2 separate regions of the Homo sapiens genome follow, and region 1 is linked to region 2. A link is a loop called in an ENCODE intact Hi-C map of the cell type or tissue named here. Cell type or tissue: gastrocnemius medialis. All regions are shown on one strand. Each heading gives the region's core, and the rest is flanking DNA. Links, peaks and the distances in the headings are about the cores only. Region 1 holds the start of LOC124904517 (a long non-coding RNA gene). Region 2 overlaps LINC01705 (long intergenic non-protein coding RNA 1705).

What was found. Hi-C counts contacts between places; a loop is a spot of excess contacts. Peaks named below come from ENCODE experiments on the same cell type or tissue, not always from the same donor. Only the 100,000 strongest peaks of a DNase experiment are listed, where the experiment ranks them.
Region 1: a loop joins it to region 2, with 3 times the contacts of the local background. A loop is called at or near these places in 1 of 110 quality-filtered maps.

What each region holds. Positions count from the first base shown.
Region 1 is chr1:221,844,026-221,848,424 of GRCh38, forward strand. It overlaps LOC124904517 (a long non-coding RNA gene), which reads left to right and starts at 1,904. Exons shown (of 3, transcript XR_007066885.1): 1 at 1,904-2,115. In gastrocnemius medialis, for the core only: no CTCF peak of the experiment used is centred there; a DNase peak (open chromatin) is centred at 2,116; H3K27ac peaks cover 1,680 bases.
Region 2 is chr1:222,038,355-222,042,753 of GRCh38, forward strand. LINC01705 (long intergenic non-protein coding RNA 1705) reads right to left here. Exons shown (of 3, transcript XR_001738485.2): 3 at 3,350-3,568. Among named protein-coding and RNA genes, the nearest start is that of LINC01705, 19 kb to the right of the region's middle. In gastrocnemius medialis, for the core only: no CTCF peak of the experiment used is centred there; DNase peaks (open chromatin) are centred at 897, 2,017 and 2,307; H3K4me3 peaks cover 720 bases; H3K27ac peaks cover 3,790 bases.

The sequences.
Region 1 (4,399 bases), core at 75-4,074, 190 kb before region 2:
TTCCTTGCAATGTCAATGATTCTGGAAAAAGTGAGAAAGAGATAGTGAACAGGGTAATGAGAATAAAGGAAGCTGGACCTAAGAATTAAGTTCATCACCCAATAAAATACTTTACTTTTAGACTGATATATAAAAAAAATTCCCTGAATTCTCAATAGGCAGTGGCATTCACTGTATTAAAACATCTGAAAAAGTGTGTGTGTGTGTGTGTGTGTGTGTGTGTGTGTGTGCTCCTAGTTACAAATTATGCAGGAAAAGCAATTTTCCCTACTTTCCCCTACTTTGGGGATGGGATTAAGTCTAGAGTAAGAGACAACTATTTAAGGCAAATAGTTTTATTGTAAAATTAGGATTATATGGTTCAGTAAGGGCAAGAAATAATTCTGGATTTGAGATGAGGGAGAAAAGGAAATGGAGATTTACACACACACACACACACACACACACACACACACACAAAGCATGGTCCTTGATTCTGCCCATCTCCATCCCTAACCACATCTACCTCATAAGACAGTGGGTCTCAATTCTTTTTCTTTTTTTCCGCGTAAGTACAAAGACTGTGCATAGATCCTGGGCTGTAGAGCACTCCAGGAACCCCCAGCCATGCAGCTTGGAGGGGCCTGGGGCCTGAAAGGCAGGGCGATCAGAGACACTGGAAGAAAAGCCAGCCAATGAAGAAAGGAAGGTAGTTCAGATGATTTTTTAAATTGCACACTAACTCCTCCAGAGGAAGAGAGAGTAGAGAGAGAAGCCTGGGGCTCAGGAAGAAGGAGAAGAAAGAGAAAAACCTCCCAACCAGCAGATGTATATATTTTCCCCCTGTTTATTTTTTTCTAAGTCCGGTTGCAGGAAAAAAAAGCCCAAGCTATAGTTACTAATATGTAAGACATGACCCAAATGCAGAAATCTTCCCTTCATCATAAACCAGGTAAGTATAATAATAAAAACAAAGCACTTAGAGGTTATGGGAAGAAAGTATTTCTGCTTTCAAAACTTTGATTGGAGAACTTTATTTGAAAAACAGAGCTTTTAAATTATACTTTGTTTATGACATTTGGTTTATTATACTTTCTTCCACTTATGCTAGATTGTAGCCGGTCAGAGCCAGTGTCCCCAGCAATCCTAAGTAGCTAACCATGTTCACACTGAAAGCATTACACACCATGCATACACAGACAGACACACACGTACACACATGTACATATGTACACACACATACATCCAGCCATTCTTTGAAATCCAGCTCTTATCCCTCCACATCCTTTTTGAACACTTCCTGGGTTTTCAGCCTGTGTGATAATGAGAACCGTACCATGTTACTTGGTTGTTTATGAGCTAGTTACTTCTCTGGAACTATTATAGATTCTGAGCACCTTGAAGGCAAAAATCCCTTTGTACTCCCTGTCTCGCCTTTCTGTCTACTGCCCTCTACTCATCATAACACAGGTTGAGCACCTAGTGTGTAATGTAATCGCTTTGTAATTGTACAGACAATAATAGAGACATCACCACTAAGCTTTATCTTCCTCTGGTAGTAGGCAAACTCCATGACAAGATCTTTTACTACCTCTTTATTTATTTATTTATTTAGTTTTACCACATGCATCTTTTTAAAGGCAGTCCTTTAGGATACTTCAAAGAAATCCCTGAGTACATTTTACAAAAGTTTGCTCCCTGCCCACCCTCACCCACCAATGCAACACAACTTAGCAAATGCAATTTCTCTCCAAGTATAAACACTCAGAGGGGACAAGGAGGGGATTCAGTTCTCCCTGCAGTCATCCTGCCTGGGGTGGAGATCTGGCCCTTGTGGCTTTCATGATGACCACCACCTGCAGCCTAACCATTTGGGGCACACAGGAGAGGGTGGCTCTTTCTTGGGGAGATCATTGTTCAAAAGCCCCTCTATACCGTTTGTCTCTGCCGTGTTGCCTGCCAGAAGCAATGTCTGATGCCTCCACTTGGCAGCCACAGGCTGTGAGGTCATCTTTTCACCACTCGCTGTTCCTTCAGCATTTAAGCTCTCTGGCAGTGACTCAATGTTTACAATCGCATTAACCTGTGAGGAACGCCGTGGCTGTGTCGAAGAACAAGGCCCCTGCTGGCACCAAGGTAACTGTGGACATGTTCTTGGGAAGAGGTGAGGGGAGGGGGCAGGGAGCCAGGCACAGTGTGGTGGGATACCTGTGTGTGGGGAGCTCTCTTCCGCTCTTGGCAGGACATCCAGTTCCCAAAGAAGGAGAATGACCCGTCATGCTCAGTCTAGTTTGTGCTGTTGCTTGGAGGAGAATGACCCATTGCTGTCTTGTTCACAGGCCAGAGTGAGCAAATCCCCCATGCAGCCAATACACATGCGTAAGGGAGGCACAACGACATCCATGCAAAAGGAGCCTCTCGGGTAATGTTACCCTTTAGGGGCCCAAATAAAACATACATGCTGAAAATCAATCTCACTCCTAGAGTGGGAAAAAGCAAGAGAAAGTGCTTTCTGCTATGGAGGTGAAGACACACAGGAAGCATAGGCCTGAACAACTCAAAGGAGTCCTTCAAACTCCAGAGAATAGATGGTCGTCAGCAAAATGCTCTAACAGTTTCTAAATACAGTGAGCTCACAAATTTAATTCTCAACATGACTCAAATGTGCACACACAGGAGACACACTCTTTGTTTTGTCTGTAAAAATGATGGGTTCTTTCCTGAGGGTTCACTGACTGATTGGAGTGGGGGAATAATTTAGAGCCCCACCAATTTCAAGCCTAGTTGCATCTAATCATTTATACAGCCTCTTTAATGAATGTTTAGCCGTGGGCAAATGCTGGGCTTTCAGATAGCTCTGCCTTCTTCCTCCCTTCCAGGGAGGGAGGTGGTATCGTTAGAACTGGTATCTAAGTAAATGATGCTACCTTCTGGGAGAGGGGAGGGCTATGGGTCCTCCAGCTTCTTTGGTTCCTAGACAACTCAGTGGTTGCCCACTCTGCTGCCATTTGTGCACATGCATTAGGCTGAAGTTACTCAGCCCCTGAGGACTGTTTTTAGGTCCTGACCATGATATATAGGAACCAAGGGTAGCAACCAGAAAGCTAAGCTTCAAGGCTTCCAGCGACCAGACCATCCAGTATGCCCAAGCTGACCTTGATGGAGCTGCACCCAGGGAAGGATGAATCTGCCTTCTCTCAGGGTGCATATAGGGAGCAAACCAAGAGTCTCACAATCTTAAACATTCTAGAGTGAAAGTTTAGTTCTGAAGAAGGTGAGAACTCAGAGTGACAATGTGATCATCTAGTCCAGTGGTACTTCAATACAACTTAGCAGATACTTTACAAAAAATGAATTTGAAAGCCAGTATGCCAGACAGATAAAAGTAGGTCCCTTTCTACTTATTGAGACCCATAGGGAGGGACCAGAACTTTGCCCAATGTGAGCTCCAGGGCTTCACAGATATTTTTCTATGGAAATCACCAATCTTTTCCAAACTCATCATTTCCTAGATGAAGAAGCTAGGACATAATTAATTGAAGTAAATTGTCACAGAAATTGCAAATGGGAGAGCCTAGACTCAAAATATTTCTCCAAACTTTCTACTACATTATACATTTCACATCCCCAAAAGTTTAACTTGATCATAAGGACTAGGTGCTGTTAATGTTCAATTTCAAACACACATTTTGATGCCCCCAACGTCAATGGCTTCTACTGGCGAAAAACAATTTATTATCAGAAATAAGTCATTCTAACAACCATACTTAAGTGCATAAAGAGTGAAAAATTCTGACATGTTTCATTCTGACTAGTCTTTACTTAACAACTTTCTTATGTCTAGCCCTAATGATACATCCCAACAATGTCTCTAACATATAGTCATGTTAAAGTCACAGAAACACAAGCAGGCATTGCCTACTCAGCACTGTCTACTCTTCTTTCTGTTTAGCTTTGGTCTATTCTAATGAATACACTATTAAGAAATAGATGAATAAACCTCAGTATGTTAGCGAACTGTTTTACATACTTGCTGAAGTAAAGCTTACTTGGGATTTATAGAACAGAGAAGCAAGTAAATGACTTTAGGCCATGATTAGAATGCCCACAGAAAGAAAACAAGAAGAAACATATTTCAAGAAGGCACTGAAGATAAATGTATCAAGCACTTTGAGCCCCGTATCAAGGCAAGTGGCATTCAAACCTTCAAAACCCTGGCCAGTGTGAATGAGTGGGACATTTATTGCATGGCTGATAACTTATAAACACACTTTGTTGCTACACAAGTTCAGGCAATTACTGGGCAATTATACCAGCAAGCCACCTAGTAATTAAAAAGATGGAGTCTTGGGTGGGCTGCCATTTGGGCAGCAGTGGCTTCTTTCTTACTTCATTGACATGATCACATTCTCTTGAGAAG
Region 2 (4,399 bases), core at 90-4,089:
GTCTAAGTCAGACCTTCTAATTTCCAAGCCATGGTGTAATTTTAGCCACCGCCTCCCCAAAATGCCTACCATTGGCCTGAGGCTGCCGTGAATTCTGTCACTAGATTTTAACACTTTTCAGTACAATCTAATCCCCATGAGACACACAAATTAGGAAGCAACTATGATCAGTCATTTGTGCCAGAATGTGAGTACATTTGTCTGGTCCTTTCCTAATAACTGTTTTAGATAAGGGCCTGTTGAGAAAGAAAGAGAGTAGAGTATACTCAGTGAGCTGTCCAGGGAGGAAAGGGGTACAAAAAAAAAAAAACCACTAGAGATAAACTACTGAAAGTCTATATAGGGCAGGTCTTATTTGATGGAATTGAAAGGAAAGGTTCAAGAAATGTTAACTTGTGTCTTTAAGTATCTCCAAATCTGAACTGAATCTCAGGAGATGTTGAGTAAGTCATTTCTCCAACCAGGGTTTTGATCTCAATTATAAAATTGGTGAAGATGTACTTGATCATCTAAAAATGCTCTGCTGCCTTTAAAGTCAAGGATTCAGTGACTAGGGAATGACTTCTCTAATTAGGTAGGGAAGGGAAGACAGTCTATTTTAGCCTAGGAATGAAAGATGAAGCAAATAGTCACACATTTCCAAATATGTGGTCGGTCACTTCAGTTCCAAGAAGGACTACCCAATTCTCTTAGCACAGCAAAATAATAATGATAACAATAATTTTTTACATTTACTCAAGTTACAACAAAAATTTAAAATGGCTCTTGCCTGCCTCTGAACAAGGCACTGTAAGTGTGGTCACGTGCCCTGTGCATGACAAAGGTCACAGAGTCTGTCCTCAGTATTGTCCTTTGGCCTGAGACTGCATACACAGAATTAGGATTAGTTCAGTCTCTGCTGCTAACCTCCCCAAAATAACCCTGCTAGCATCAACGACAAAGACTTGGGTCTGGGCACTTCTCCCTGTAGTGGACTAGCTTGTACTGGACCATGTTTACACTTAAAGAAAGATGATATTTGTGGCCAGGCACAGTGGCTCACGCCTGTAAGGCCAGCACTGTGGGAGGCCAAGGTGGGTGGATTGCTTGAGCCCAGGAGTTCGAGACCAGCCTGGGCAACATGGCAAAACAACAACAACAACAACAACAAAGACAAAAATTAGCAAGGCATAGTGGCATGTACCTGTAGTCCTAGCTACTCAGGAGACTGAGATAGGAGGGTTGCTTGAGCCCAGGAGGCAGAAGCTGCAGTGAGCCATGTTTGCACCACTGCACTCCAGCCTGGGTGACAGAGTGAGACCCTGTATCAAAAACAAGCTAACAAACACACACACACACACACACACACACGAAAGAAAGAAGAAAGAAAGAGAGAGAGAGAAAGAAAGAAAGAAAGAAAGAAAGAAAGAAAGAAAGAAAGAAAGAACGAAAGAAAGAAATTAATTTATAAATCAGCAAATAGAATGGAATCTCTGACCTCACCCCAAATCTGTATTTGGTGGAAGCTGAATGTAAATAAACAGATGAACCAGAAGAACAAGGAAGCAAACAACATTCATGATCAGGAAAGAGAGTGAAATCAACTAGAGTATCCACAGAATCCAGCCTGTAACATCAGCCTCATTAGCACAGCCCCAAGGGCAGGAGAAATTATGTTTTGGGGCAACAAGGATGAGATAAGAAACTTGATAATGACCATCTGCTGCTGATGTCAGGTCTACCTTAAGCAAGGGAGCAGAAGCCCTGGCAATGGGCACACACGCGGATGTGTTCCATGTGGTGTGAGAGTGTGTATGTGCGTTTAAAGTACTGTGGGTGGTGCATTTAATACGGCACTTTTCTGTCCAAGAAAATCATATCCCCTCCAAAGCCCTGAATTATTGAAATCTTGAAGTTTCTCACATCTGTTACGAGCCTTGTATCACCATTTCCGCACGCTATTGGGTGCCATATTCTGTGTCTGAGGTTACAGGCATGCCAGAACCCTCCCACTGCCAAGCTGGGAGATCATTTGTTATTTCTGTAGCCATAGGCTTGCCAAAACCTGGGGAGCTTGATTCTGAAAGGAGCCATCATGCCAGAGGGCAGCAAGCTGGCGAGCTGTGGGGTGGTCTCAACACTCGATATCCAAGCCTTTCAGCCTGAGTGTAACCAGAGCCCCTCGGAGAGAAAGTGGCCCTGAGCTGCCTCAGCTGCTGTAAAATTCCTCTAATGGCCTAGTCTAAGTCCCTCTCACTCAGGCCACCGCCATTTCAATGGAAAGTGAGTTGGGTCCAAATAGGATGAACCAAACTTCTGTCTGAGCAAAAAAGTTGGCCCAGGGCTCAAGAGCTTTAAATGGACCATGAATAATGTTTTATAGCCTCGGCACTGGGGTGAACTCAACCCCTACACTTAGCCTCACCTTTCACGGTGTTATTTTTAGAGATCTCATTACACCCCAGCTTAAACTAAAAATATGTTTCCCAGGAATAGCAGAACACAGTTTTAATTGTGCAAAGTGACACGAATGTTCATGGACTCTAATTACATATGATATTTCATGTGTTTGAGATCAGCTGTAAGGAGTAAGGAGGAATGGCTAAATTGCATTTTTCAAGAGCAGTGACTAGACTTGCTTTGAGACTACGGGGCTCAATTAGCTTTCTGGGGGCTGGTGTGGTTTTCCTCAACTGATGCTTTGATTTCTAATAATTTGGGGTGACTCATGTAAGACAGGATAAGAGGTCCCAGGAAGCCCTGTTCATGAGAAGCTCACCTCCAAGTTCTACCAAGCCATTCTCACCCAACACTGACACATAATTCCCTCCCCACTCTCCCACGCTTGGAAGGCGAGATGGTGCAGTAAAAGAGCTTTGGAATCTGACAAATTGGCAACTGAATCTTTACGCTGCCCCTCTACCTCTGTGACTTCAGGCAAGTTATTAATCTTCCTAAGTCTGGTTCCTCATTGAAAAATAAGAATCATAAATGTTGTATGGATAAAATGCAATAATTTATGCAGAAGCCTAATAAATTATTACAGCAGAGGCCTAATAAATTATTACATTATTTATTTATTTATTTATTTATTTTGAGATGGAGTCTCACTCTGTCGCTCAGGCTGGAGTGCAGTGGCACGATCTCAGCTCACTGCAAGCTCTGCCTCCTGGGTTCAGGCCATTCTCCTGCCTCAGCCTCCCAAGTAACCGGGACTACAGGCGCCCGCCAACATGTCCGGCTAATTTTTTGTATTTTTAGTAGAGACAGGGTTTCACCGTGTTAGCCAGGAAGGTCTCAATCTCCTGACCTTGTGATCCGCCCGCCTCGGCCTAACAAAGTGCTGGAATTACAGGCTTGAGCCACCGCGCCCGGCCATATTATTTTTTTATTTGACTTGCTCATATACTTGAATCAGTAGGGGCATTTGTTGAGCACTGACCATGACAACACAGGTGATATACGATGCAACGGTGTCAGACCCCGACAAAGAGTGCGCACACGGGCATGAGTGGCTCTGATGCAGGACGGCAGGACGGCATCAGCACCAGCCTGGACTGTGGGGACACCAACAAGGGAGCGCTTTATCCTGGGGGAAGAAAGTCTCATGAATTCAAGCTGGTCCTTCAAGGATCCTTAGAACAGCAGCATTCTCTCTACTGGTGCACATAGATGTTAAAGATGTACCATCTAGGAATAGGCTGCCTAAGATGGAACCCCAGCTCTGCCTCTTATTACCAACCTAACCTTGGGCAAGTTACTTAAGCTTTTACGTCATAATTTCTGCAGCTGCAAGACAGAGCTCATGTTAACACCTACTTCATAACGTGGTTACGAGGATTAAATGAGATAGTTGATGTGACGCACAAGCCTTCAGTACATTGTCACAAAGAAATTCCTCAAGAAATGTTGGAGGTTAATGGTACTGTGGGAATTTTATTCCTGGAAAAGGGAACATTTGAGCAAAGAGAGGAATGCACAGGATAATTAAAGGAATATCTTGTGGCTTAGTTTGACTGAATCATAGCACATATTATGGGAGAAAAGGCAGGTCCTCAAGTAACCTCTCTGGGTTAGTCTTTGCATTCACTTGCGACATTTTCTCGATTCCATCAGTGTACATTCCGTGTCTCTCTCTAGTTCCTGGACTCTCTAAGACTGGAGCTCACATTGTAACCACTCAGACCACTCAGCCTTCTCTTTTCCATGAGAATCATCTTCCATCCCTATTTTCAGACTATTCTGGTTTCATCAGCTTTTTAAGACAATTATTAATATTTTGATGAAGTTGGCAGTCTAGTAATGACAGTGTGATCACTCAACCTGGTTATAGAGAAAAACATGTTTGCAAATTTTCCATCTGGTGAAAAGTCTAAAGGTCCCAAGCTCATTTCTGTAATCTCTCAAATTCCAGTGCCTA